Linked DNA regions of Homo sapiens: all the other regions are linked to region 1. A link is a loop called in an ENCODE intact Hi-C map of the cell type or tissue named here. Cell type or tissue: PC-3. All regions are shown on one strand. Region 1 has its middle 65 kb from the start of UBE2E1. Region 2 overlaps LOC105376993 (a long non-coding RNA gene). Region 3 overlaps LOC124909353 (a long non-coding RNA gene). Region 4 has its middle 210 kb from the start of UBE2E1. Region 5 has its middle 120 kb from the start of UBE2E1. Region 6 overlaps UBE2E2 (ubiquitin conjugating enzyme E2 E2).

What was found. Hi-C counts contacts between places; a loop is a spot of excess contacts. Peaks named below come from ENCODE experiments on the same cell type or tissue, not always from the same donor. Only the 100,000 strongest peaks of a DNase experiment are listed, where the experiment ranks them.
Region 2: a loop joins it to region 1, with 8 times the contacts of the local background. A loop is called at or near these places in 4 of 110 quality-filtered maps.
Region 3: it touches region 1 in a loop (5-fold over the local background); 4 of 110 quality-filtered maps call a loop at or near these places.
Region 4: it touches region 1 in a loop (4-fold over the local background); 3 of 110 quality-filtered maps call a loop at or near these places.
Region 5: a loop joins it to region 1, with 3 times the contacts of the local background. A loop is called at or near these places in 6 of 110 quality-filtered maps.
Region 6: a loop joins it to region 1, with 9 times the contacts of the local background. A loop is called at or near these places in 2 of 110 quality-filtered maps.

The regions. Positions count from the first base shown.
Region 1 is chr3:23,738,881-23,743,880 of GRCh38, reverse strand. No RefSeq gene overlaps it. Among named protein-coding and RNA genes, the nearest start is that of UBE2E1, 65 kb to the left of the region's middle. In PC-3, CTCF peaks have their summits at 89 and 294; DNase peaks (open chromatin) are centred at 2,590, 3,230, 4,090 and 4,790; H3K4me3 peaks cover 3,104 bases; H3K27ac peaks cover 4,103 bases.
Region 2 is chr3:23,647,805-23,652,804 of GRCh38, reverse strand. All of the region lies in intron 2 of LOC105376993 (a long non-coding RNA gene), which reads right to left. Among named protein-coding and RNA genes, the nearest start is that of UBE2E1, 160 kb to the left of the region's middle. In PC-3, a CTCF peak has its summit at 4,034 (motif pointing left); DNase peaks (open chromatin) are centred at 1,804 and 2,234; H3K4me3 peaks cover 648 bases; H3K27ac peaks cover 1,643 bases.
Region 3 is chr3:23,666,629-23,671,628 of GRCh38, reverse strand. LOC124909353 (a long non-coding RNA gene) reads right to left here. Exons shown (of 2, transcript XR_007095844.1): 1 at 1,570-5,000. Among named protein-coding and RNA genes, the nearest start is that of UBE2E1, 140 kb to the left of the region's middle. RefSeq lists enhancers at 1-127, 2,363-3,562. In PC-3, no CTCF peak of the experiment used is centred here; DNase peaks (open chromatin) are centred at 1,578, 2,938 and 3,978; H3K4me3 peaks cover 897 bases; H3K27ac peaks cover 4,172 bases.
Region 4 is chr3:23,598,432-23,603,431 of GRCh38, reverse strand. No RefSeq gene overlaps it. Among named protein-coding and RNA genes, the nearest start is that of UBE2E1, 210 kb to the left of the region's middle. In PC-3, no CTCF peak of the experiment used is centred here; a DNase peak (open chromatin) is centred at 3,061; H3K27ac peaks cover 1,097 bases.
Region 5 is chr3:23,683,560-23,688,559 of GRCh38, reverse strand. No RefSeq gene overlaps it. Among named protein-coding and RNA genes, the nearest start is that of UBE2E1, 120 kb to the left of the region's middle. In PC-3, no CTCF peak of the experiment used is centred here; DNase peaks (open chromatin) are centred at 729 and 2,539; H3K27ac peaks cover 2,587 bases.
Region 6 is chr3:23,577,879-23,582,878 of GRCh38, reverse strand. All of the region lies in intron 5 of UBE2E2 (ubiquitin conjugating enzyme E2 E2), which reads right to left. Among named protein-coding and RNA genes, the nearest start is that of UBE2E1, 230 kb to the left of the region's middle. In PC-3, no CTCF peak of the experiment used is centred here; a DNase peak (open chromatin) is centred at 2,318; H3K4me3 peaks cover 620 bases; H3K27ac peaks cover 1,690 bases.

The DNA of each region.
Region 1 (5,000 bases):
GGTGAAATTGGCCTGTTTGATTCCGCCACGTGTCTGTCTTTGCATCTATCCTTAGTATCTCCCTGACACTTGGATATTGACTCATCTACCCCCCAAAATAACCGATTTGGGGGGACAGATGAGTCAATAAATCCCTGGACACAAAATAAGCCTAAATCCCAGAGGGCTCATAACTGTACCCTACTGTCTTAGGGAACGGGAGGGGAGGTCTCTTAGCTCTGGGGAACTGCCAGCCCAACCGCCACTCTTCAAAGGCAGGTGGAAAGGTATTTCCACCGGAGCCTGCAGGGTGCCCGGGGCAGACAGCGACATGTGGAGGCGGCGGGGGGTGGGGCCGTGGATGGCGGCGCACCACCGGCCTGCATTTAATAAGCGCTCCCTACCAATTTTTTAGGATCTTGGTGACAGGTTTATTACACCGAGGATAGGAAATTTCAGTGGACACGAGCTCTCCCGAGGAAAGGTCTCACAGTTGTCCACTGAAAACCAAGTGAGTGAATGAATTAAAATGTGCCTGAATTCCATTCTTTAAGCCTCTGTCAGCAGAAGCCGGAGCAGCGCAGCGCAAGCGTCCAGTGGTATTCATCAGGTATTTTATGAAACGGAATCTTCAAAGTTCTGTACATTTACTTAAATATAAGCTACAGCAAGACAAAATAAATAAAAATTTAAAAAACGGAATGAATAAATATAACTCAAATAACAAGCGTCTGCTTTTGCCCGGGAAGACAGCCAAGTGGTATGCATTTTGGATTAATTTTTTACAAGGAAAACAAATTAATTGCTTAGTAAATATAGTTTGCTAGACAAAAATCTCTCAAAACGTGGGACAAAAATGATTAAAAATGGTAATTAGTGATTCACTCAGTCTGTTTATTGTTTAAAAGTTGGCTACTTTAGCACAAGAGGCAAATATTTGTCTTTATGTTGGCCTTCAAAGTATTGATATATTTGAATAAAGATTAGGCTGACAATCAGGGTTAACATCCAAGATTTGCTTGAAGCTGGAATTAACTGAAGTCACTAAACTCTGGTGCAGAATCCAAAGCCTAATTCTTGGCAAAATTACTGAAAGATTTAGGGTGTTACAGTATTGGTGGGTGTTACAATATTGGTAGGTGTTTCTGATATTGGATTTCTATGCCGGGGGCCCCTGAGAAACTTCTCAGCCTCTGGGTTAGCAGAGGGGGTGGCACTCAGTTACTCCGCTGTTTGATTTTACCTAAATGTGTTTTTGAAATATTTAAGGAGAGCAAATTTCCAGATTGAAACTGCTTTCCTGGATTCTCTCGAAATGCCACTTGAAAGTTTGTTCTTGATCTGCAGCCAAATACAAGAGAACCAAGTTGGGCTGGCATATTTGTATACAAAGGTTGTTGTTGTTTTTCTTTTCCTCCTATGACCCAGCAGGGAAGGATGGTCACCAGTGAAAGAAAAACAGAGGTGAGTTACAGAGCACTCGCATCTGACACCTGGAAGGGTCCTTAGCCTGATCCAAATCCTTCTATGTATAGATCTGGTAACAGAGTGAATAAGAGTGCTGAGTCCTATTATTCCTGAACAGGCTTAGAATCCAAGTCTCCCATCCTAAATCCAATGCTCAGTCTACTCCATGCTTTCCCTAACGCAGTTTCTCAGAATACCACTTCTGTATGGCATTAACAGATGTCCCCCACCTCAAGGGGTTCTGTGTTCAAATGCTGGTTACAACAAATTTAAACAAACTGCTTTTTCCTCTTCCAGGAATTCTCAGAATCTTCTGTTTTTGTTTTTGAGACAGCATCACGCTCTGTGGCCCAGGCAGGAGTGCAGGGACATGATCATAGCTCACCGCAGCCTTGAACTCCCAGGCTCAAGCAGTCCTCCCACCTCAGCCTCCTGAGTAGCTGGCACTACAGGTGCCCACCACCATGCTCAACTAATTTTTAAATTTTTTGTAGAGACAAGGTCTCTTTATATAGCCTAGGCTAGTCTCGAACTCCTGGGCTCAAGGATCCTCCCGTCTTGGTCTCCCAAGGTGTTAGGATTACAGGCGTGAGCCACTGCACCCAGCCTTGGAATTTTACTATAATGAATATACATTAAAACTCTCTAAATGGAAAAACAGGGAACCCTAAAAATGTTAGATGATTTCATGATTTTACACACACCTAGCATGCGATTTCCCTCCAAATAGTTTACAGAAATGCTGCCAAGAAACAGTTCATATGCTAAAAATGAATTCATTTCCAATGCTGAGGAGTCCATTCTGTCAGTTCCAAGGATACTATTTTCAGGAAATAGAAGAAGAGCTCCTTGCAAAGTATGGTGGGAAAGAGGGCCCTTGTACCCACTTTTAAGTAATTGTTCACTTTAACTCCTCTCTCTACCTGTTGCTTGATATTTTCAGTAAAACAAGTTGAGGGCTGGAAAAGCTGGACTGTGAATAAGTTAGGGCTCAGGTAAGAAGGGCACCATATTTAAGGAAGCACTCGCTTTCTGAATTATGCAACTGCTAACCCTAAACTTACATGAATCCAAGAGCGAGTGCCTCCTTAAATGACGCACCCAAGGCTCCTGGCATAAGTGGTGTGTACACAGGGGCATTGGGTGTGGTCCCCAGGGAAATGAGTTCATTTGGGACTAAGTAATCCAGGACGTGCTGAATCAATCACATTCTGGTGAATAAAGAAAAATCTGGCATTAGGTCAATTCTGTGGGACACACAGGACTGGAAACATCACGACAGTAGGAGGTTGCCGAGAAAACAGGCTGGTCTGGGGCAGAATACCATCTATAAGAAGGTGATGGCCGGGCACAGTGGCTCATGCCTGTAATACCAGCACTGTGGAAGGCTGAGGTGAGAGAATTGCTTGAGTCCAGGAGTTTGAGACCAGCCTGGACAACATGGTGAAACCCCACCTCTACCAAAATAATACAAAATATTAGTCAGGTATGGTCCCAGCAATTAGGGAGGCTGAGGTAGGAGAATCACTCCCGGGAGGTGGAGGCTGCAGTGAGCCATGATTGTGCCACTGTACTACTACAGCCTGGGTGACAGAGTGAGACCCTGTCTGAAACAAACCAAAACAAAACAAAACAAACTAAACTGAAAAAAAAAGTGACAATGTTTTGAAAGATGCTGGTTTTACTTTGTGGCTTAGAGGACTCATTATCAGAAAGGGGGATGTGAATAAATACCTGAGTCATCAAGGAAGGGGAGGGGTGAACGGAAAGAATGACTGCCAGGTGGGGAGAGAGGGTGGACAATACCAGGCTTCCTGAGGCAGAAAAATCCACTCACAGAAGGGACACAGTGTCTCTTTTTTTATGAAGCAATATGAGGAGTCTCCTCTACTCCTTAGATGATTCAGAAGCAGGCACTGTGTGTAGATTTTATTAGATATCCTCAAAGGTTTATTTTTATGAGCTGGAATTTAGCACTTTGCATTTGTAAAGCAATTAATAGTGTATATGTTAGTTAATATCCCATTTTTGGTTCAAGAGCAATATTTTGTTACTTAAAAATTAATAGCAATATCACAAAGGGCTTATAAAAAGAGATATATTACTCCGATAGGCAATTCCATATAATGCTAAGTTTTTATTTGCCATTACTTTAATTACTTAGATATTATTTTATATGTTTTCATTATTTTAAAGTGCCTTGGGAGTATGAAAGATGTCTTACAGATAATGTATTCCATTTTAGCCAGAACAGCCTAATCATAAGTAGCTGTAGATTAATGCATTTATCACATAAAATTTCTTTTTTATGTTCTGTAAGCAAGTAAAATTGATGTCTTGGAGAAGACTGATACCTCCCAGGCCATAGAGCTCTTCCTCAATGAATATTTCTTCATTAGATTGTGAATATTTCTGAAAAAGGAAAAGAATAAACCTAACAATAAGTAAAATGAGCCATACAGCAGCATGACAAACATTAGTAAGAGCTCGTGCTTAGAAAACAGTTCACAGCCTCTGGACATGAAATATCTATTTTAAACTAAATTGGGTCCTCAAATTCCACAGGCACAAATTCTTCTCCATTTCCTCATGGATGGGTAGATGGGACTGTTTGTTCTGTAGAGGTGGCAGTGTTTCAGGGAGGGTTTAAATGTCCACAGAACCATGTGGTTTTCCTTCAGCAGGCAAACTCTGGAGATAAATGTGACTCATGGTCATGATCCCTCAATGAGGGTTTTTAAAAATAACCTAAATCCTCTATTTTTAGAGAACCTGCCAAGCTGCAGTGCTGCGGGTTCCCTTTTTTTTTTTTTTAAACAGAAAGTAATTAACAATCTCTAATCCCTGAGGAGAATGGATATCACTGAAATTCCTGATATGGAAGCAAAAATGCACTGTCTTAACCAGAGGACACGGCTCCTGAACAAAGAGGGTTACCCTCCACGCATTGCCTGCCGTGGAAGAAGACAGCTAAATCCAAGGATCAAATCAATCAGAGAAAAGCAAATAGTTTTAAACTTCTAAGAGGTGTGATAAATAAGTGGGGGCTGAAGCAAAACTGTTTAAAAGCAGCTGAGTCCTTTATTTTTAAACAAGAGTTTCCCTGATGACTTGAGTTCATTTGTTATTCAATCACTTCCCAGTCAATGCTAAAGGTCTGAAAGCTTTTGGTATGTTTCAGTGGAATAATTTAAGTGCTCTAATAGAAAGACCAGAAGGGCGAATTATACAAATTTATTCTGAGTCAACCAAAAATTTCACAAAATAAGAGAACCTGTGGTTTGAGAAGAAAGAATGTACATCAATGGGCGTGTATGCCATTCCATACACGGGATGCCATTCCAATGGACAAAGACCTTTAGTCCAGATGACAAATAACTCAGGTGTGTGGCTCCACCCAGACCCTAATTTCACAGTTTCATACTAATTGAGTCACATATCATGACTGTGGTGGACCTGTCTCTGGGCATTTTCCAATTTTCAGTGAAGTTCATTAAAAAATTACAGAGGTTATCCATTTGAAAATGTTGCTTGGTTGACACTTTCTTTGAAGA
Region 2 (5,000 bases), 91 kb after region 1:
TGGGATTGCTGGGTCAAATGGTATTTCTAGTTCTAGATCCTTGAGGAATCGCCACACTGACTTCCACAATGGTTGAACTAGTTTACAGTCCCACCAACAGTGTAAAAGCATTCCTATTTCTTCACATCCTCTCCAGCATCTGTTGTTTCCTGACTTTTTAATGATCGCCATTCTAACTGGTGTGAGATGGTATCTCATTGTGGTTTTGATTTGCATTTCTCTGATGGCCAGTGACGATGAGCATTTTTTCATGTGTCTGTTGGCTGCATAAATGTCTTCTTTTGAGAAGTGTCTTTTCATATACTTCACCCACTTTTTGATGGGGTTGTTTGATTTTTTCTTGTAAATTTGTTTAAGTTCTTTGTAGATTCTGGATTGGATATTAGACCTTTTTCAGATGGGTAGATTGCAAAAATTTTCTCCCATTCTGTAGGTTGCCTGTTCACTCTGATGGTAGTTTCTTTTGCTGTGCAGAAGCTCTTTAGTTTAATTAGACCCCATTTGTCAATTTTGGCTTCTGTTGCCATTGCTTTTGGTGTTTTAGTCATGAAGTCCTTGCCCGTCCCTATGTCCTGAATGGTATTGCCTAGGTTTTCTTCTAGGGTTTTTATGGTTTTAGGTCTAACACTTAAGTCTTTAATCCATCTTGAATTAATTTTTGTATAAGATGTAAGTTTCAGCTTTCTCCATATGGCTAGCCAGTTTTCCCAGCACCATTTATTAAATAGGGAATCCTTTCCCTATTGCTTGTTTTTGTTAGGTTTGTCAAAGATCAGATGGTTGTAGATGTGTGGTATTATTTCTGGGGACTCTATTCTGTTCCATTGGTCTATATCTCTGTTTTGGTACCAGTACCATGCTGTTTTGGTTACTGTAGGCTTGTAGGATAGTTTGAAGTCAGGCAGTGTGATGCCTCCAGATTTGTTCTTTTGGCTTAGGATTGTCTGGGCAATGTGGGCTCTTTTTTGGTTCCATATGAACTTTAAAGTAGTTTTTTCCAGTTCTGTGAAGAAAGTCATTGGTAGCTTGATAGTGACGGTATTGAATCTTATATTACCTTGGGCAGTATGGCCATTTTCATGATATTGATTCTTCCTATCCATGAGTATGGAATGTTCTTCCATTTGTTTGTGTCCTCTTTTATTTTGTTGAGCAGTGGTTTGTAGTTCTCCTTGAAGAGGTTCTTCATATCCCTTGTAAGTTGGATTCCTAGGTATTTTATTCTCTTTGAAGCAACTGTGAATGGGAGTTCACTCATGATTTGGCTCTCTGTTTGTCTGTTATTGGTGTATAGGAAGGCTTGTGATTTTTGCACATTGATTTTGTATCCTGAGACTTTGCTGAAGTTGCTTATCAGCTTAAGGAGATTTTTTTTTTTTTTGTAGAGATGGGGTCTCGCTATGTTGCCCAGGCTAGTCTTGAAGTTCTGGGCTCAAGTGATCCTCCCAGCCTCCCACAGTCCTGGGATTACAGGTGTGAGCCAGTGCTCCAGCTAACATTTATTTTAAAAACAAAATCAGCATGTTTTTTCTCCAGGAGAGGGCCACATGCAGAAGCTGCCCTTCCCCTAAGCAGTGGTGCCCCTAGGGCTTGTCAATGCCGGTGGAGGGACAGCAGGCAAAATGGCCTAGCCCGACAGGGAGGGGTTGGGGAGGACAGACTCAGAACACTCTGGAGAAAACGGAAGCTTGCAGAGTGGTGATGTGGAGACGCCAGGCTTCTCTTACTGCCTGGTCCCCAGCCCACCCTACATCAACTCATAGGAAGCACAAGATGGTTTGTGAATCACTGAAGGGTCATGAGTAACTAGAGGGTATTGCTTCAAAGGAGAAAAGTATTTAAACAGGATGCTTCATATGACTGTTCCCAGAGTGCAAAGGAAAAAGGAAAAACATCAAACTCTTCAGCAAGGTTCCCACACGGGTAGGGGCTGGTTTATGGCTTTGTTTTGCTGTCTTGAGTTCACCCTTGTTTTCATCTCTTTATTTGTCCAGTGTGCAAAATCTTCACACTTCCACCTCCTTAGGAAGGGAGGCAAACCTCGCCCACCCCTTCAGCAGTTGGTCTTGCTTCAACCTGGCAGGCACAGAACAAGTAACCTTCAGCAATCCTTTCCCCGCAGTCTGAATTAGTTGGTGTGGAACACTCCAGGGAGGGCTTTGGCACCTCAGGTCACATGTGTGTTTTCTCTGTTAAGTAGGTCAGTCATGCCTCTTTATTCTTTCTGGATTTCATTGCATGGCTCAGCTGTGAGCAAGATCTACATCATCATATAAATCTAAATAATACATGTTGACTCAACCAAAAACTATGATGCAACTATATTGGGAAGATAGAAGAGGAAGTTTGCATGTGAGTGGTGGGGGTTGGGGGTCAGGAGCAGCACCAGGGAAAGGAAGGAGAGGTGAAGCCATGCTCAATCCTCATTTTCTGTGATAGGAAGAAATTGGATTATACCTAAAACTGAAAAATCAAGAAATAACAGTATCAACACATTATTGAGAAATTTAAGTATAAACACCAGAAGAAATGGCCAGAAGACTTGCAAGGGGTTGCCTCTGGAGAGGAAGATGTAAAGACAGGGAGACCATAGGTAGAGACTGCTGTTTTTCATTATTAGCTTTGTAGTGGTATTTAACTCTTAGAGCTAAACAAATGTGTGATTTTGAAATAAAATAAAATAAAATAAGGCAAAAAACAAAGTCATCCCCCGCCTGAAGGTCATCTTTCAGCTACATAAAACCTTGAAGTTACCCCTTGTCTCTCTCCTGGGTTACATCAAATTCACAGACAGGATGTGTATCCCATTTCTACCTAGAGTGAGTTAAGGGGTAAAGGGGTAAGTAGGCTTGGTCACCCTATTGGGGGGTATCTATTACTGATGGCTCATCAGATCACCTTGGGAAGAGAACACAGTCACAAAGATAATTTGTCGCCATTTGTCTTTTAATGAGCTGGTATCCATTCTGCTCTGAAGAACAGTGACTTGGTTTATAACAATACATAAGCACGAAGTCAGTGCAATATGAGGAGCTTCCTAGCAAGGAGAGTAGAAAAGAGTGACTCCTCTCCAGAGCGTTTTCTAGGGAAAGCTAAATGGCTGCCTAGCAGGGGGTGCTCTGGGAGGGACTCCTGCCTGCCACGGGGGAGGGACTAAACCAGCTGTCCTCCAAATTCTGTCCAATTCTGAGACTTTAAGTTGTTCCAGAAAAAGTTCTTAGACTTTTGCTCATTACACTGCTGCATTTGCAGTCCTTTAACCCACAGGATTGAGGGTGAAAAGATTGGGAATGCAGCAGTATAATGAACAAAAGTAATGAAAACTCACAGATAACTCTGTGCCCCTTCTTAACTGCACTCTTCCTGCACGGTGTGGGACATTTGTCAATTCTGATAAGAGGAAATTGGAAGCTACGACCTGGTATATATTTGTTTTATATGCTGTCATCATTACTGCCTACTTTTAAAAATGGAGAAAAAGAACTGATGTCATCCTGAAAACCAGTATTAAATCTGTCTTCTTTGGCACCACTGTGATTTGTGAAGTCTTTTGATATTCTGGAGATCCCTGTTACACAGGAAATGGCCCAGCTCTGAACTCAGAGAAAGTGTGAAAAGTCCAATACCAGTTTCTTAGTAAGTTAAGCATGTCTGAGCTGTTCTTATAATCTTGAAATACACGAATCACCTCTCCCAGTGAACAGCAGATTAATTGCAGGGTGTGGAGCCAACAGTCAGACCTTGGTCCCGAGCCCAGCTCTGCCACACAAGCTGTGCGACCTTGGGCAAGTTACTCCATCTCTCTGGATATCAGCTTCCTCAACTGAAAACGGGCATAACACCTGGAGCAGTTAGATGCTTTCAGTGTAAGAGAAAATCCAACCACATTAACTTTCACATAAGGAAACAGATGGGCTCACATATCTGGGCGTCTACAGATTGTGAGGTCATCAGGATGGTTGGTCCAGCTTCTCAGTGATGTCCTCAAGGACCCAGGCTCTTTCTGACTCCAAGGCTGCCATCCAGTGTTGGATCTGTTCTAAACAGGGCTGCTCTCAGGGTCACAGGATACAGCCACAGCAATTAGGGCTCCTGGTTTTCCCGTTCACATTTAGCTGAAGACACAAACTGCTCTTCCTGTGGCTTTTTCTCTAGCCCAAGCAAACAGGTTCCCAGAAGCCCAGCAACCTTCCCCTGAATCTCATTGCGCCAGATTGGTTACAAGCTCATTTCTGCACCAATGACTACCAAGGTAATGAGATTACTCTGACTGGCTTAGATTAATCAGGCCCACCCTGTGGGCCTGGTGTCCACATCCCAAATCCCATGGCTGCCACAACAGAGGAGAGTAGAGCAGACAGAGGGAGACCCACCCCAATGCCTGTGAGAACATCCACCACACACGCAAGGCCATTGGGAAGCTTAAACAAGAGGACACAAGTAAAAGCACCTGATAGGGCAGGCAAACAACAAGCCATTTCCTCTCCAAATACATAGTCAGCTCTCCAAAGAAAATACAAATACTTTTCTGAGAAATGAACTGTCTAATTTGTATGCTATGTTGCACCAGGCTGAGCTATTAGAAAGCATCCTGAGAGACTTCGATGGAGTACACCGAGACTTGATCACCCAGAAGCACCAGGAAGCTTCTGTTGGAGGCACAGCGGGGCCAGGTTTAATTAACTACCCAACATAGCATCCGCGGGGGCTTGAAATGCCAATATCAGGGTCTTCCTCTGGGGCCTATGTTGGGCCTCTGTGGCAGGCACATGATCATGGTGGCTGACCCAATATTCTTCCCCAACTTTTTCTCTCTAAGCTCCCTTCCAGGGATGCCACATGCTCCAGCTGTGTGGTCAATGAGACCCAAGAGAAGGCTGCTGTGAGGCTCACAGAGTGTTTTGGTTTTCTTGCTAGAGGTGCTGCCACTCCACCTTTCTCCTTGCTGACTGCAGATGTGATGATTGCAGTGGCTGCAGTGATTGCGAGGCCACAATGGC
Region 3 (5,000 bases), 72 kb after region 1:
AATACAATTTAAAATGGGCTTCCTCAGTCGCACTGGGCACATTTTAAGCGCTCAGCAGCCCTTGCCATCACTGTGGAAAGCTTCACTGGGCAGCACCGCTAAGTACAAGGAGATATTGCGACAATTGGCAAAATTTGAATGCAAAGCCGGTATATGTTTACAGATTGAAACCACTGTATCCATGTTTTTTCCTTTTTTTGTTTTTTGAGACAGGGCTCTTGCTCTGTCGGGCAGGCTGGAGTGCAGTGGCTACACTCACTGCAGCCTTGACCTCCTGGCTTCAAGCGACCCTCCCTCCTCAGCCTCCCAAGAAGCTGGGATCACAGGCACTGCTCCACCATGCCTGGCTAATTTTTTCATTTTTTTTTTTTGTAGAGACAGATCTTGCTATTTTGTCCAGGCTGTTCTCGAACTCCTGGGCTCGAGTGATCCTGCAGCCTCGGCCTCCCGAAGTGCTGCATTACAGACATGAGCCAACGCCCAGCCATGTTTCCTAATTTTGATCCCTGTCCTGTAGTTACATAAAATAATGTCTTTGTTCTCAGGAAGCATAGGTGGAAATATTTAGGGGTAAATGGGACATGATGTCTGCAACTTAGTTTCAAATAGTTCAGAAAAAAAAATGTAGATACATAGAATGATAAAGCAAATGTGGCAAATTATTAACACTGGTGAGTCTGGGTGCTATTCTTGCAACTTTTCTGTAAATTTAAAATTATTTCGAATGTGAGGATTAAAAAAGGAAAAATGAAGAAACAAAAACTCCAGAGAAGCTAAGTTAAAGAGTTGAAGTTAAGGAAACACTAAGAATGTATCCCAAGTGGCAGCCCTCACTCTGGGTAGGGACTTCTCATCTGACAGCATACTTCCATGGGCTTAATTGCCCACATAATTATCCCCACCCATACCCCTGGTGGTCCTTTGGAATTCTCACTGCCCTCATGGTGCCTTTTTACATACTCGCAGGGCAAAGCTTCCCAAATTCCAGGACACTCCATTCTTTGTTTTCAAGACCCAGCTCTAGACCCCATTCCCTGAACTTCAGTAATCAGTGTTTCACCTGGAAGAGACTCGTCAGAGCAGTATATATATATATATATATATGTGTTCCCAGCTGCAGCTGAAACAGTTTTCATGCATTGAGTAAAACTGTGTGGTGCACCTGAGGGGCGTTCTTGGTACTGGGATGCCTCAACCTACCCATCTAAGGATCACTGCTCTAAGAATTTTTAAAACTGGTTTGTGCTTACATCCTTATGTATAATTTTACTTAAAGGTGTGACTGTAATAATAGACATGGATTTACTTTCAGTGGAGTTTTATTTGTTTGTTTTGCTTGTTCTCCCACAACACTTTTCTCTCTTTCCTTGGCTTCTACAAGAGGGCACAAATCCTGCTACTTTTGCCTTTATTGCAACCCCCACAGATCCCTGGCTTCAGACACATAGAGCTGTCTGTCCACACTTCCTGGCACTGGGCCTGGAGGAGAAAGGAGCTGTGGTCCTGGAATCCCCTGAGCTGGTTTTCTATGTAAGTCTCTTATTATGAGAGCACCTCATTCTTACTCACCTTTATTAAGCAGCAGGGCACCGGATGTCATGGTGGTCACAGAACCTGCAAGATGTTGTCATTAAATTCAGCAAACATTTTTTGGGAGTCTACTTTTGGGCCCAGGCACTCTGCCAGGTGCTGCTGATACAAACATCATCAACAAGATCCTGCCTTCGAGGAGTTCCCAGGCAGCAAAAAACAAAGAATAGGATAAATGGTGTTTTTGTGAGTGCCATGGTAATACTGGGCATGGGGCTGGAGCAGGGCCTCACCTGCGGGAGGCAAACCCCACCTTCTTCACTGCAACAGGCTCTCTCAGCATATAATTTCTGACGTCATCAACGCAGCATCTTTTGATGTACACTCCTCCTCAAACTTTCATCTCACGTGTAACAAGCATCCATTGTGATCTCAAGGTCCCAGCCTTTCTGTAGCTCCCAACTAAAAGGCAGTTTCAATTCAGACCAACCGGAGTCCAAAATAAAGGGTCCAAGACAGGAACGTGTCTGCTCCTCTTTGTGTAGATAGAAATTGTTTATTGCTCTAGCTCTCTTCTCTTTTGTGAAAGCTCCACGCTTCTTTTCAAAATGATTCCCATTCTTTGCAGAGTTGTCTATTAGCTGCCTCCCACAGCCATGCTCAGGCTTTGAAGTTTATGGATAACTCAGCATTTCTTCCCTGTGGATATGAGAGGCACTTTGAATCGGGCATGGTGGTGCGTGTCTGTAGTCTCAGCTCCTTGGGAGGATAGCTTGAACCCAGGAGTTCAAGACTGCAGTGAGCTATGATCATGTCTGTGAATAGCCAGTGCACCCCAGCCCAGGAAACATATTTTTTAGAGACCTTGTCTCTAAATAAAATAAAATAGAATAAAATTTAAAGAAGCATTTTGGCATCAAATAAAATACTCAAGGTAGGATATGTGCGTTTCCCCTGCCAGCAATAGCTTAAACTGTACAACTGTACAAAGAAGTGACAGTGACTTCAGGCACACATCCCATTAAATCCAAACTAAATGTATTCTAAACTGAATGACCCCTTAGCAGAATTTTCAGAAATGCACTTGGACATGCCAACGTCCACCACTTAATAGGAGGGGAAGTCAGAAGAGAAAGAGACAGGCATCTTAACCTACTGCAGAGAAAAAAAAAAATCTTACTTTTGTAAAATTGACAAAAACATATGATCCTGTGACTATTCATTGGGCCCCTACCATGGCTTCCAAGGGCAAACAAGGGCCTCTGAAGCTCAAGTTTCAGTAGCTCGCTGGTAAATCCACCTCTGCTTACATCGAAATGTTCTGAATGAGTCACTCTTATAAAATCAGTGACTCCTACTAAGCATTTCCTCAGAGGGCCTTTGATTTCAGAAGCTGTCTCTGGAAAAGGCATTCCTGGGATCCCTCCTTTTCTCCAGGACATATTAATGAATTGACTTGGAGCCAAGACAGCCTTGACTTGGAACACCAAAGCTCTTTTAAGTCCATGGGGCTCAGATTAGGTTGACCAACTACCTGGGTTTGCCCAGTATGTCTAGCTTTATCTCGGAAAGTCCCATATTCCAGGAAATCCCCTGAGTCCCAGGAGGAATGAGATGGCTGGTGACCTACCCTGGGCTCTCAGAGGAGGTGTAGATTTAACGAGCACACACACTTTGGGATTGCATGGCAACCTGCCTTCCCAGCACAGCCTTGAACATCTTAACCTTGAAAGCAGTGGAAACCAGCTCTAAATCAGACTTAAGCAGGAAAAGGATTTATTGAAGGGATAGTTTTCTCTCTCTGCTTCTTTGCCTCCCACTGTGAGCGTCAAAGCCCTGGGCAGGGGCATCTGATTTGCCATACTGAGACACATGTCCACCACAAACTCATGTTTGGGGCAGGAATGAAGCAAGAATCTGCCTTCTTTTTTACTTCTGTGGTAAGTGATACACCCTATCAATCCCCAAACATATACAGTGGGTGTCTTAGTCCATTCAGGCTGCTGTAACAAAATACCTTCAACTGGGTAATTTATAAACAATAGAAATTTATCACTCACAGTTCTGAAGGTTGGGAAGTCCAAGATCAAGGGACTGGCAGACGCCATGTCTGGTGAGGGCCTGTTTCTCATAGACAGCAATGAATGACTGCATCCTCACATGGCAGAACGGGCAGAAAGCCTCCCTCAAGCCCTTAAACTATCCACGAGGGTGGAGCCCTCATGACCTAATCACCTCCCCAAATCCCCATCTCCTTTTTATTTAGTTTCCACATACAGCAGTGACAAAGTCCCCATCTCTTAACACCATCACCTTGGGGGTTAGGTTTAAACACATGAATTTTGGAGGGACACAAATATTCAGACCATAACAGTGGGGAAGTCCCCGAATTTAGGAACAAGGTTCAGATGACTGCCATGCAAAGAAGCCACAAAGTAAACAATGAAGAGTTTATGTTGTACAGTCACATACCACATAACGACATTTCAGTCAGTGAGGGAGAACAAATATAACAGTGGTCCCATAAGAATGTAATGGAGCTGGAAAATGGCTATTGCCTAGTGATGTTGCAGGTGACTTAACTGTGTTATAGTTACATGTGTTACATGTTTGTGATGATGCTGGTGTAAACAAACCTACTTCACTGCCAGTCATATAAAAGCATTATGCATACAATTATGCACAATACATAAAAAACAACAACAAAAAAGAAAACAATAGATAATACTTGTTTTTTTTACATATTTACTATACTGTACTTTTTATCGTTATTTTAGCCTGTACTCAGCAACCCTGTTGCCCTTCTTAAGGATACAGATATTCCTGAGGGTACGGACATTCCTAAAGTTATAGCTGGGCTCTGTCTTTCTTATACCTTGTTCCAAGAGGCAATGCTCAAAAATGGCACAGACCACCCAATCAGAAGGGATGCTGACTATAAACAACTACAATCATGTGCCACATAACGCTTTGGTCAACAATGGGCCGCATGTATGACAGTGGTCTCCATATATAAGATTATCATGGAGCTGAAAATTCCTATCATCTAGTGACGCAAAGCTGTTGTAATGCTATTGTCATTGTAACATCATAGCACAACACATTACTCATGTGTTTGTGGTGATGCTGGTGTAAACAGACCTACTGCGCTGCCAGTCAACTAAAAGTCTAGCTCATACAATTATGAATAACACATAGTACTTGATAATAAATGACTAGGTTACTGGTTTATGTATTTACCATACTATACTTTTTATCATTATTTTAGAGTGTACTCCTTCTACTTAGAAATATGTTAACTGTAAAGCAACCTCAGGCAGGTCCTTCAGGAGGTATTCCAGAAGAAGGCATTGTTATCATAGGCGTTTTCAGCTCCATGCATATTACTGCCCCTGAAAACCTTCCAGTGGGACGAGATATGGAAGTGGGAGACAGTGATATTGATCATCCTGACCCTGTGCAGGCCTAGG
Region 4 (5,000 bases), 140 kb after region 1:
AAAACTGCCTTTGGAAAATACATACTATATTTAATCTTGATGGGGTCTGAGGGGCATTTCTAGAAATTACATCAAAAGCCAAGAAGGCACTCTCAGCATGAGAATCTCAGGCCCTCATAGGGTGGAAACAGAGAAAGGCTGTGGTCCACTAGGGCTTGGGAGGGGAGGATGAGGTCTAATTACTCTACCGACACAGTACACAGATCAGAGGATCAGAGAGTGACCTTACAAATCACATTTCATAAAAGAAAAAGTGAGGCCCAGAGAGCTGAAGGCCAGACAGCACCAGGGCCCAGGCTGGAACCTGATCCCTGATTCCCACTCTCACATCAGTGAAGCGAACCCTGCGGTGCGGCAGCTGGATAGAGCTTCCTGCAGCCGATTAAAGATGAGGTTTGCAACGCACCCGGGTTCTGTCTTGAGGCTCATGACACACCTGGGTGTCGGCAAACTCTTGGCGATCAGGCATCTTTCTGAGCTAATTTTGGTTTATTCTTAGCAAAAGAGAAAGGTGCTAAGTTTAGCATAAAGATGGTGCTTCCAATTGTCCTCAAACTGTTTGCTAAAGAGAACTATGTTGTTTTCTGGTTGGTTAGTTTTATTTTTTGAAAATATAGTAGTTGCACGTGGTTAAAATTCACATCATGCTAAAAGGTATGTGGTAAAAAGTTTTCTTCCCAGTTCTAACTCACAATATCCGAAATCCCCCCTCTGTAGGCCCACAATTCATCTGTTTTGCGTATCCTTCTAGAGCTGTGAAGGTGGAGTAGCAGCTTTAACACAGACACCAATGAAATATCTGAAACAAATTTCACCAGAATTATATCACTTCTGGGAACAACCCCTCAGTCTCCACGGATCCGGTGCTTCTACCCTACCCCCTACTTAACTCATTTTCTTTCTCGTCCTCTTTTAATTAAATTTTAGCCTTTTTAAGGTATTCCAGGTGAAGAATACTGGATAGGAATGGGGCAAGCAGCTGCAGCCACGCCCACTGGCTCATGAAGGAGAGTCTGGCTGCCCATACGAGGAGATCAATAAATCTTGTCAGAATAAGAATTTGGGAAAGGAGAGAGGTAGATAATAACATTTATTCAGCACCTACTATTTGACAGAAACTTTAAAATATAACCTCATAAAGTGGGTGTTTTCATTTCCAGTTTGTAGAAAGGAACCCAGGGGTGAGAGGTTATGGAACTGGCCTCAATCCCCGCTCGTCCGATTCCAAAGCCCATGCTCTCTTGTCTGCATCCTTTTGGGGACGGGAAATCTGCTGGAATTACTTCCACTTAAGGGAACAATTCACAGTATCAGACAGATCCGGTTCCTTACAGGATAGGCTTCATCTTTATCTTTGCGGTTCTTCTGCAACTGTACGTGGTCTAGGGATGCAATAAATGCATGCATATTGAGTGCCTGAGATCACCAAGGAAGAGAGAAGGAGAGAAGACACAGGATAGAAAACCAGGGATCAGAAACATTCAGAAGTGTGGAAGGTCACCTTTGGGGCACGTGAGATTCGAACCAGAGCCCAGGGAGAAAAGAAGTTCAGGAAGGAGGGTTAACAGCATGGGCTGCTATGGAGGCCTGAAGATCAGCTTCTAGAAGATGCTGTTGGTGCTGATGACTGGTGATCTGTGAGTGGATTCAGTAAAGTGGCAGAAAGGAAGGCAGATTGTGTGTGTATGTGCATGTGTGTGTGTGTGTGTGTGAGAGACAGAGAGAGAGAAGTGCACTTAATGCCGATGTTCACCTCATGTCTTGTTTTCCGGCTACTGCAACTTGATGAGGTTACATTTACCAGGCCTTCATTCTGAAGCCTGGCATTTCTCCCAAGAGTGCCAGTTCTGCCTAATGAGAGCAACTCAAGCGAATCCACAGGAAAGAAAAAGGAAAGTGACATTTTAATTTTATCCAGGCTGAAACACAACTGTACGCAAGGAATGTGCCTGTAATTCTGAATCATGAATGTACCAATGCCTTGCTTTATGGAATAGAAATGTGCTCTGTCCAAATTGGCTGTGAGGTGAATAAACATTACTTTTCCACTGAATTCAGCTATAAAACGACTGGAAATCTTTCCATGGGGATTGGGAAAAAAAAAGAAAAGAAAAGAAAAACAGAGAAACAAACCCACTGCCAGAAGGAAGAGAAGACACAGAGCTGACCATGGCCGGCTCCTGCAGGGCAGAGGTGACTCCGCGCTTTTCTGGGACCGATTTGTGTTGCCTTCTTCCAAATACCCTGATCTGTAAGGATTGCTCTAACTTCCTCCTGCTTTGTTTTTCCCTTAATAGGGAAATACGGGCTATTACACCCAGCGGAGCTGGCATACAATATTTTGCTTTGCCTGGGGTCCATTTGACACAATGCTGAATGTTCCTTACGTTCAAGGGTTTTGGCTGCATAAACTCAGTAATTCCCTACTTCATCAGTTAGTAAATACACAATTATATGTATCAAGTTTACTCGGACTGGGAGGTGGCACAGCACTGTGCTTTTGCACATGGGGCTTCACAGCCACAGAGACCTGGGTTTGAGACCCAGCTCTGCCACTTAGCAGCTACGCAAGCTTGGCTCTGTTAAAATCTCTGGGTTTTTATGTGATAGGGATAAGATACACCTCGGGGGATTACAGGAAGCATTAAATGAAATTACATGTTTGTATATACACACACATACACACACACCTGTGTTTGTATGCATACACACCATGTGTTCGATGCTTTATGCTGAATATTTACTGGGTACATATTCAGCAGGGGTAGTAATTGTGATGATGGTGGTGATAATAACAATACACACACAGAATCTTGTCCCAGTAGATTACCCTTTTATATTCTGCCACAGAGATCTATTTCCATTGCCCAAAGGCACACAATTTTCACAGCTTTCTAAAATCTCAAGCCTTCTACATTAATAGTACTAAAAGAATTTTTTCCCAATCAGAAGGGCAACATTTTTAAATCTACAGATAAGAAATGCTACCATATGCCTGAGAACCTCCGTCTTCCGCAAGTCACATCACCGCCCAAGAATGTACTGTCCAGGGTGTCTCATTACTTTGTTAGCCAAACAAAATGTGGCCAGAACTATGGAATGTGTGTGCTGGCCCACGTGCACCTGTTTGTACATATGATCACAACTAAGAGGATCTTTTTACAGAGTAATGGGAAGGTGTAAGGAAGGGTCTGGAACCCAGGGGGCCGAAATCCTGACAAGGTCAGTCTTCCCAGCTGGGTAACCTGGGGCAAGTTATTTAACCTTTCTGTGGCAGTTTCCTCACTTGTAAACTGTGGGGTGATTATGCCTCTCTTACAGGGCTTATCCTGGGGATTAGAGAAGGAGATGAATGTAAAGACCGTGGCACAGGCCAGCATGCTAGTGATTCTTCTCTTCCCCTTCTCAGGACACCCCGTATTGCCTTTACTGGTAATTCAGACTACAGAATTTCCTCAATTTTCAATACTCGTGGAGAAATACAGTGGCGCATATATCCAAATTGCATAAACTCAGTAGTTTTCAAAACCTGAGTCATGTGGAGAGTAATTCTTCTACTCAGAATGGCAGGAGATCTGTTCCAGTTACAGTAACTTGACTACGTTGTCAATAACGAAACTTTAAAGACTAATCACACAGTGAAATGTATTAATACCAGACAGCCCACTATTTCATCTGTAATTACTACCTTCCATCCTCCTCTTGCCTGTGGACCCCCATGACAGGGATGGATTTCAGGATCCATCACTTAAATCAGTTCCTCGCAAGTTCCTTCATTAATTCAGTCCCTTAATTCTCTTATCTGGCTGTCTGCCTTCTCTTGTTTGTGTGCTGAATGAGCTGAACGCTGCTGGACAAAGCCACACAACTTGGCTGACACTAGATTTAACTTCTTTTAGGTCATGAGTTCACACTCCTCGTGGACACTCAACCTTGGTTGGAAATCCTACCATGTTTCTATAAGGTCACTCTTCTCTTTCTGAGATGACTATTTCGTACTTTCTTCTCAACCTCCCACATTCCCTTCCCGCCTCCTAGAAGGTGATCTTGCTTTATTCTTTATTCAGAAAATAGAAACTGTTAGGGTGACTCTCTCATCTTTCCATTTCCAAACAAACAAGTCTCCCTGCATCTACACCAGCCCACAGGATCTTCCTTCCTGCAATGACAGAGGTTGCCCTTCCTACCAAAAGGCTTGTGACCCCAGTGCGTCCCTCCTTAGTGCTTTTCCACCTGTAATGTGTGTGTGAATTGCCTGGGGAGTTGTTAAAATGCACAGTCTGATTCAGCAGGTCTGGGCCAGGGGCCCAAGATTCTGCATTTCTAACCAGCTCCCAGGTGATGTCAATGATCTGAGCAGCAAGTGTACATTCCCTTCCCTTCTTTCTCTTTTAGGTCATTTTTATCATCATAAGCAGGCTCTAGTAGCTTCCATTTTTAAAGCTCCTCCCTTGATCAAACATCTCTCTCAAACTACCACCCCAGTCCATCTCCTTTTATTTTATTTATCTACTTTTTTGAGACGGAGTCTTGCTCTGTCGCCCAGGGTGGAGTGCAGTGATCTCGACTCACTGCAACCTCCGCCTCCAGGGTTCAAGTGAGTCTCCTCCCTCAGCTTCCTGAATAGCTGGGATTACAGGCGCCCGCCACCACGCCCGGCTAATTTTTGTACTTGTAGTAGAGACGGGGTTTCACCAAGTTGGTCAGGCTGGTCTCAAACTCCTGACCTCGTGATCCACCTGCCTTGGCCTCCTAAAGGGCTGGGATTACAGGCGTGAGCCACCGCGCCCGGCCCAGTCCATCTCCTGTTAAAACAATTCTTACTGAAACAATTTTCTACCCAGGCTGCTTCCACCATTCCAAATTTTACCTTTTTGCTATGTCTTTTTCTTCTGATTACAAAAGTAATGCACATTCACTTTTAAAAATCTAAACTTACCAAAATGTATCATACAGAAACGAAACTCTATCCTCCCTTAGGTAAGGCTTAGTTATTTTTT
Region 5 (5,000 bases), 55 kb after region 1:
TTTGTGCTTCAGCCTCCCAAGTAGCTGGGATTACAGGTGCATGCCACCATGCCCTGCTAATTTTTGTATTTTTGGTAAAGATGTGCTTTTGCCATGTTGGCCAGGCTGGTCTTGAACTCCTGACTTCAGGTGATCCATCCACCTCGGCCTCCCAAAGTGCTGGGATTACAGGTGTGACCCACCATGCTCAGCCTGATCATTAGCATTTCTTAGCAATAAAGAATTTTAAAGTTAAGATTCCCCCTTGAACCAGGCTGAGAAAATAAATAAATAATTAAATTAAGGTACATACTTTTTTTAGACATAATGCCATTACACACTTAATAGACTACAGTATATTATAAGCATAACTTTTGTTTTTTTTCTTTTTTTTTGAGACGGAGTCCCGCTCTGTTGCCCAGGCTGGAGTGCAGTGGCACGATCTCAGCTCACTGCAAGCTCCACCTCCCGGGTTCACACCATTCTCCGGCCTCAGCCTCCCAAGTAGCTGGGACTACAGGTGCCCACCATCATGCCTGGCTAATTTTTTTTTGTATTTTTAGTAGAGACGGGGTTTCACCATATTAGCCAGGATGGTCTCGATCTCCTGACCTTGTGATCCGCCTGCCTCGGCCTCCCAAAGTGCTGGGATTACAGGCGTGAGCCACTGTGCCTGGCCTTATAAGCACAACTTTTATATGCACTGGGAAACCGAAAAATTTGTGTGAGTCAGTTTATTGTGATAGTCACTTTATTGGTGTGGTCTGGAACCAAACCCACAATATCTCTGAGGTATGCCTGTTTAGAAATAGATATCAATACAGATGTCTATACTCATATATTTCACAGCATGGCTCATAAATCCCCCTGAACAAGCTCTTAGATTTTATTTTATTTTATTTTATTTTATTTTATAGAGACAGGGTCTTATTGTCACCCAGGCCAGAGTGCAGTGGCACAATTATAGCTCGCTACAGCCTCAATCTCCTGGGCTCAGCCTACTGTCTCAGCCTTCCCAGTAGCTGGAACTATAGGCATGCATCACCACACCTGGCTAACTTTTCATTTTTTGCAGAGACAGGGTCTCACTATATTACCCAGGCCATTCTTCAGATTTAAATCGAGGCTATATGTGAGATGGGATAGCTTGTGCAGAGCAGACACCTCCCACCAGCCCCTAACAGCTCTGACCAGGGCCTTCTGTGTAATGTTTAATTAGTTACCCATCTTTGCAAAATGTGATCTGTTACAAAGTATTTGCTGCTCCTATTATAATCACTAGCATTTGTAGCAGTAATAGTGCAGCAGCATCTCCACCATTTCGGCCTGGGGATGGGTGGGGAACAGTGTTCCTGGCATGGGGCTTTGGAGCAAGACAGACCTGGGTTGGGATCCTAGAACCATCTTTCATGCAGGTTCAACTTAGAAACACCACCTCCTCTCTCAGTCCTAGTTTCCTCCTTTGTAAAATGGAGATTAGAATACCTACCAGGCAAGGTTGTGAAACGCATGCAGAGAATCTATGAAGCAGATATCTAGCTCATGTCCAGGATACAAAAAAAATGGCAGGGTCATTTAGAAAATGCACTTTCTTAGGCTGAGCTGAAAGGAGTGCTTGGGCCAAAGGCCCCCCCTGACTTCTTCCCCAACCTGGAAAAGTCCAGGCTCACCCAACTGCTGCCACTCTAGGACAGGGATAAGTGTGAACTTAAAGGGTTAAGGAGATCTGGCTTCAGAAGCAAAGTGCTGAGGGGAAAGCAGGAGGTGGGCTGGGAAGGGGCCCTGGGCACTATTAGCATGCAGCTGGTAAATGCTGCCCACCGATCCAGGCTCAGCTGTTCCTCCTCGCAGAGCCAAAGGAGAAGGATGAAAAAACGGTGGTCAGAGCTGTTGGTGGAAGGGGTCTTTCTGTGGGAGCTGTTCCATCTCACACACAGCCCTGATTTAAATCTGAGAAGGAGCCCCTGGAGGCAGTTTTGTGAGCCCTGCAATGCTAATTAACTCCACTGTTATATTTCAACATGAGAGTCCCTCTAGGATTGGAGCACTTCTTTCTCCTGGAAGAATTTTAAATTTTGCACCAGTGTATAAAAGTCTCTGCCAATACTGTGGGCAGAGGGGCCTGAAAGTAGAATCTGCAGAATTTTCTGGGTGAGGGTTCAGGTGGAAAGACTGGTCTCTCACAAGTGAGAAGTTGACAACACACCATAACCATAATTGTCTTTCGATTTTTCATTTTATTTAAACCACTCTCTAGCTTACTAAGTTATGTTTTAATGGTTAGAGCTTTTAAAAGGGAAAAAAAGTAGGGAGGGGAACCCCCAAACCAATGAACTAAACCTTGAGAGAATGGAAGCCACGTGAAGGGACTGGTGAGTTCATGATAAATTCCCTGCAAAAGCAATTCCAGAAAATTTAAGTTCCCTCTGCCAAATGCCTGAACTGTCAGGGAGCCAAGAGAAAAAGGAGGGACCAGATGAGACATCTCAGCAGGGGGCCCGTCCCTGCCAACCAACAGAACCAACTCCCCCAACTTGATCTGATCCCAGAGAGGATCGGGTGATTCAAAAGTCAGGAAGACAATTGTTCAGGGCCTTCTGGATTACTCATAACTCATGCCCTGACTCACCAAGTTGGACTCATTCCAGGCAGAGAGGGAGTGAGAGGCTCAGGGTGAGTGCACAGAACTGGCCGCCTCACCACTGGCAAACCAAGATCCCAATCTACGTGACAGGGACTGTGGACTCTGGATTCTTGTCCATGGGGTGAAAGATAACTGCAGTTTATGAAGATGGTCATAACCCCCCAACACCCAAGACTGAGTTGAGAGGCAGGCTCAGGTATTCCAATAACTGATTGGCATCCTAAAGGGGGCAGAGCTTCGCGGTCCCTGGCTGGGACAGTGGGAATTTTATTGTGGGTAGGGAGTAAGAGCAGCCTGGTTATTTCAGCGTCTAAGGGTTACACCGAGAGTTCCTTTAGACATGCTCAGTCCAGCTGCCATATGGTAGGTGCCAGTCACAAGTACTACTGAGCACTTGAAATGTGGCTGGGCCGAATTGGGAGGTATAAAATACTCACCAGACTTCAAAGACTGAGTATGAAAAAACAATGTAAACTATCTCATAATTATTTATATTGAACACGTTGAAATGGTAGATTTTTAAATATATACTGGGTTAAATAAAATTTTTAAAAATAATTTCGGGCTGGGCACGGTGGCTCATGCCTGTAATCCCAGCACTTTGGGAGGCTGATGTGGGTGAATCACGAGGTCAAGAGATCGAAACCATCCTGGCCAACATGATGAAACCCTGTCTCTACTACAAATACAAAAATTAGCCGGGTGTGGTGGTGTGCACTTGTAATCCCAGCTACTCAGGAGGCTGAGGCAGGAGAATCGCTTGAACCTGGAAGGCAGAGGTTGCAGTGAGCCGAGATCGTGCCAACTGCGCTCCAGCCTGATGACAGAGTGAGACTCCATCTCAAAAAAAAAAAAAAAATCATTTTTCTTAACGTGGTCACTAGGAAAGTTAAAATCACATATGTGACTCACATTTTATGGCTCACATTTGATTTCATTGGCCTGACTGCTTTAGACACATTAAGGGTCATCTCTTCTAAGGCAAAGTGATTAAGAACAAAGGCTGAGGCTGGGCATAGTGGTTCACACCTGTAATCCCAGCACTTTGGGAGGCCAAAGCGGAAGGATCACTTGAACTCAGGAGTTTGAGACAAGCCTGGCAACAAAATGAGACCCCATCTCTACAAAAAATAAAAAAAAATGGCTGGGCATGGTGGTGCACACCTGTAGTCCCAGCTACTTGGGAGGCTGAGGTGGGAGGATCGCTTGAGCACAGGAGATCAAGGCTGAGATGGCACCACTGCACTCCAGCTTGGGAGACAGAGAGAGAGTCTCAAAACAAAACAACAAAACAACAACAACAACAACAACAACAACAACACAGCCTGTGGATCTTGACCATTTAGGTTGAAATTTTGGATCTACCATCAGTTGGTTGTAAGATTTGTTCAAGTTTTCATGTCTTAGTTTCCCTATGTGTAAAATGGGGTTAATATTAGTACATAAATAGGTGAAGCTTAAGTGAGAAGATATACCCCAAAGCACTACAACTGTCTTTGGCACATAGCGAGCATTTAATACATAGTTGCTTTCCTTAGTATCTAGTCTGAAAAGTTTCTCATAAGATGGGGTGGAATGGGAGGTATGGAGGCGTGAGATTGTAGCTCTTGATATCTACCTTTGATCCACTGGTCCTACCATATTAACTTGTGAAAAGAAGCTCCTTCTCCACATGGATTTCATTTGTGAATTTGGAGACTGAAGGTCAGAGAGGCTCTCTGGCTTTCTTAGTAAGGCAAAATAAGTCAGCCAGCTCAGAATGGGACACTTGGGGTTCTGCCCTGAAACTGGAGGGTGCAGGGAGAAGATATCTCACTTGGTGTTAGAAGACCTGGGCCTAAATCCTGCTGTTTGACTCTCATGAGTCTCCTTACTTGTACATAAGACTCCCTGAGAAGGCTTCCAAGTCTGTACGTCATTTAGAGAAGCCCCAAGGTTTTGATGAGCACCTACTATGTGTCAGGCACTATAGGAAGAGTAGGATACCATGAGGGGCTTCCAGTCCAAGAGGGAAAAGTCGAAACAATTCTTTATAAATGTTCACATTTTTTAAAGTATACAAAGGATGTGAAAGAAAAATATAGGAAGCTGGGTAGGGTCACACCAGGGGATCCTAACTAAACTACGGGAATCAATCAGGGCTTTTCTAGGGTATGATTATTAACCTGAGACCCCGGCTAAATAAAGAAGGGGAACATATCACAGGCAAAGGGACTAGAAAGAACAAAGCCCCTAAGGCTCCAGAGACTGATGGAATATCTGGGCAGCCAGGGTACATGAAGGGAAGAGGCATGTGATGGTTAATTTTGTGTGTCACCTTGGCTAGGCTATGTGCCCAGCTGTTTGGTCAGACACTAGTCTGGATGTTGCTGTGAAG
Region 6 (5,000 bases), 160 kb after region 1:
ACACACACACACACACACTCAACAGAATAAACAGACACTCTACAGCATGGGAGAAAATATCTGCAAACTACGCATCTAACAAACGTCTAATATCCAGAGTCTACATGGAACTTAAATTTACAAGCAAAAAACGAACCCCATTAAAAGGTGGGCAAAGGACATGAACAGACATTTCTCAAAAGAAGGCATATATGTGGCCAACAAGCATAGGAAAAAATGATCACTGATCATTAAAGAAATGCAAATCAAAACCAAAATGAGATATCATCACATACCAGTCAGAATGACCATTATTAAAACGTCAAAAAATAACAGATGCTGGAAAGGTTATGAAGAAAGTGAATGCTTATACACTGCTGGTGGGAGTGTAAAGCGTTTCCACAAACCACTGCGGAAAGCAGTGTGGTGATTTCTCAAATAACTCAAAGCAGAATTACCATTTGACCCAGCAATCCCATTACGGGGTATATCCAAAGGAATATTTCTATCATAAAGAAACATGTATGTGTATGTTCACCATGGCCCTATTCACATCAGCAAAGACATGGAATCAACCTAAATGCCCATCAATGGTAGACTATCTAGATAAAGAAAAAAACCGTGGTATATATACACAATAGAATGTTATGCAGCCATAAAAAAGAATGAGATCATGTCCTTTGCAGCAACATGGATAGAGCTGGAGGCCATCATCTTAAGCAAACACAGGAACAGAAAACAAAATACCGCATGTTCTCACTTATAAGTGGGAGCTAAACATTCAGTACCCATGGACACAAAGAAGCAAACAACAGATACCATGGCCTACTTGAGGGTGGAGGGTGGGAGAAGGGTGAGGATAGAAAAACTACCTATGCTTATTACCTGGGTGACAAAACCAACTGTATATCAAACCCCTGTGACATGCAATTGACCTATATAATAAATCTGCACATGTACCCCTGAAACTAAAACAAAAAATCCAGACTAAAAGGGATAAGCAGCAGCTAAGTGGTAAGAGGAAAGTGAATCCTGAGGAAATGGAGAAAAGACAGGCAGACTGCTGAACTGCTGAATGACTCTATTTGCAAGACCAAAGAACATTCTATCTTGGTTGGTAGGTGGTATGGAAGAAATTACACGAAAAATTTTTTTATTCCCCTTTCATAAGAAAACATACACATCTTGAAGAAACACAAAGATAGTATAGCATAGTGGAAAAGGGCATGGGCATTGGATCCAGAATGTCTGGGTTTTTAACTTAGTTCCACCACGGAGTCAGGTCACCTTGGGAAATTACTGTGCCTCAGTTTCCTCAACTGCAAAATGGGGAGAATAATGGTACCTACACTTCATAGTTTGTTATGAGAATTAAGTGAATTAATCCTTGTAAAGCATATACAAATTGAAAACAAATATGTATTTGTGTGCATCTTTTAAGAATATATACCTGATTGTCTTCTTAAAGACATTCTCTTCAGATAAAATCCAAACTCAGCATGGCTCCCAAGGTCTTCTGTGATCCAGACTTTATCTTTCTAGCCTCCTCCCCTCATGCTTTAACCATAATAAATGACTTTCAGCTTTTTAAATAAGCCCTGCTCGAGGATGCCAGGAGTTTAAGATGAACCTGATCAATATAGCGAGACCCCGCCTCTACATAAATTTTTAAAAATTAGCTGGGTGTGGTGGTGCATGCCTATAGTCCCAGCTACTCTGGAGGATCCCTTGAGTCCAGGAGTTCAAGATTGTGGGGAGCTATGGTTGTGCCACTGCACTCCAGCCTGGGTGTCAGAGTGAGACCCCACCTCAAAAATAAATAAATAAAAATTAAAAAAATAATAAAAGGACCAACAATTTCACCATTTACCTGAAATAAAAGCCCTTTGCCATATGCAAAACGTGTTTAACATGAATCAGATCTGACGTTAGATAGGAAGTTACGTGACATTACCATAAGGATTTTTAAAACTTAAGATATTTTGTAAAGTTTGGGATATTTTCTGGGACATCTGATTACCTGAATCAAGTTATTAAAATATGCAATAAAAAAATAAGCCCTGCTCTTTTATGATTATGTTTGTTTGCTTATGTTGGTTCCTCTGCCTGGGATAACCTTTTCTACTTTTTTACCTGGCAGGCTTCTACTCATTTCTCAACATTTAGTTCAAGCATAGCCTCCCTGAGGATGTCTTCCAGGGGCTTCCTAGCAGTCTTATGTGTCCCATCTCTGATTTGTTTGTTCATATCTCTATCATTGCACTGCAAATACAGGCATACCTTGGAAATGTTACAGGTCTGATTACAGACTGCCGCAATAAAGTGAATGTCACAATAAAGTGAGTCACACATATTTTTTGGTTTCCCAGTGCGTGTTTATACTGTAGTCTATTACGTGTGCAATAGCATTATGTCTTAAAAAAGTACATACCTTAAAAATATTGCTAAAAAAATGCTAACAATCATCTGAGCCTTCAGTAAGTCGTAATCTTTTTACTGTTGGAGGATCTTGCCTTAATGTGGATGGCTGCTGACTGATCAGGTTACTGAAGGCTGGGGTGGCTATGGCAATTTCTTACAATAAGACAACAATACAGTTTGCCGCATCGATCGACTCTCCCTTTCAGGAAAGAGTTCTCTGTGCATGTGATGTTGCTGTTTGACAGTATTTCACTTACAGAACTTCTTTCAAAATCGGAATCAAGCCTCTTAAATCCTGCCACTGTCTTATCAGCTAAGTTTATATGTAATATTCTAAAAACTTTGTTGTCATTTCAGTGTTCAAACAATCTTCACCAGTAGATTTCATCTTAGGAAACCACTTTCTTTGCTCACCCATAATAAGCAACTCTTCATCTGTTCAAGTTTGTTCATAAGATTATAGCAGTTCAGTCACATTTACAGGTACTACTCTAATTCTAGTTCTCTTGCTATTTCCATTACATCTGCAGTTATTTCCTCCAATAAAAGTTGTGAAACCCTCAAATCATCCACGAGAGTTGGAATCAACTTGTTCAAAACTCTGGTTAATGTGGATATTTTGACCTCCTCCCATGAATCACAAATGTTCTTAATGGCACACAGAATGGTGAATCCTTTACACAAGGTTTTCAATTTACCTTGGTCAGATCCATCAGAGAATCGCCATCTATGGAAACTATAGCCTTAGGAAATAGTATTCTTTTTTCTTTTTTTTTTAAGAGACAGGGTCTTGCTCTGTTGCCCAGGCTGGAGTGCAGTGGTACGATCGTAGTTCACTGTAACTTCGCGATCCTGGGCTCAAGTGATCCTCCTGTATCAGTCTCCCAAGTAGTTAGGACTACAGACACAAACCGTCATGCCTGGCTAACTTTTAATTTTTGTTGTTGTTGTTGTTGAGAAAGGGTCTTGCTATGTTGCCCAGGCTGGTCTCAAACTCCTGGCCTCAAGTGATCCTCCCACCTAGCCTCCCAAAGCACTGGGATTACAGATATGAGTCACCACACCCAGGCTTTTAGGTTTTTTTTTTTTTTTTTGAGATGGAGTCTTGCTCTGTTGCCCAGGCTGGAGTGTAGTGGCACGATCTTGGCTCACTGCAAGCTCCACCTCCTGGGTTCACGCCATTCTCCTGCCTCAGCCTCCTGAGCAGCTGGAACTACAGGCACCTGCCATCATGCCTGGCTAATTTTTTGTATTTTTACGGGGTTTCACCATGTTAGCCAGGAAGGTCTCGATCTCCTGACCTCATGATCCACCTACCTTGGCCTCCCAAAGTGCTGGGATTATAGGCATGAGCCACCACGCCCTGCCTAGTTTTCTTAAATAATAAGAATTGAAAGCTGAAATTAATCCTTGATACATGGCCTTCAGAATGGATGCTGTGTTAGCAGGCATGAAAACAACATTCAACTCTTCATACATCTCTATCAGAGCTCTTGGGTGACCAGGTGTATTATCAACCAGTAGTAGTATTTAAAAATTTTTTTTTAACTTTTAAGTTCAGGGGTACATGTGCAGGATGTGCATGTTTGTTACACAGATAAACACGTGCCATGGTGGTTTGCTGCACAGATCATCCTATCACCTAGGTATTAATCCCAGCATCCATTAGTTATTCTTCCTGATGCTCCCCTTCCCTGCCCCCTCTGACAGGCCCCAGGGTGTGCTGTTCCTCACCATGTTTCCATGTACTCTCATCATTCAGCTCCCATTTATAAGTGAGAACATGTGGTGTTTGGTTTGTTTCTGTGCTAGTTTGCTGAGGATAATGGCTTCCAACACCATCCATGTCCATGCAAAGGACATGATCTTGTTCCTTTTTATGGCTGCACAGTATTCTATGGTGTGTATGTATCACATTTTCTTTATCCAGTCTATAATTGATGAGCATTTGGGTTGATTCCATGTCTTTGCTATTGTGAGTAGTGCTGCAATGAGCATATGTGTGCACGTATCTTAATAACAAAATAATTTATTTTCCTTTGGGTATACACCCAGTAATGGGACTGGTAGGTCAAATGGTATTTCTGCCTCTAGGTCACTGAAATATCACACTGTCTTCCACAATGGTTGAACTAATTTATACTCCCATCCACAGTGTAAATGCATTCCTTTTTCTCTGCAATGTTGACAGCATTTGTTGTTTTTTGACTTGTTAATAATAGACATTCTGACTGGCATGAGATGATATCTCATTGTGGTTTAATTTGCATTTCTCTAATGAGTGATTTTGAGCTTTTTTTCATATTTTTATTGGCCACACGTATGTCTTCTTTTGAGAAGTGTCTGTTCATGTCCTTTGCCCACTTTTAAATTTTTTTTCTTGTAAATTTGTTTAAGTTCCTTGTAGACTCTGGATATTAGATCTTTGAGTACTAGTATTTTGAAAAGAATCTTTTTTTTTTTTTTTTTCTGAGAGGTAGGTCTCAACCGTGGGCTTAAAATATTCAGTACGTCATATTAAAAAAGATGTGCTGTCATCCAGGCTTTGTTCTTCCACTCAGAGAGCACAGGCAGAGTAGGCACAGGCAAGTTTTTAAGGG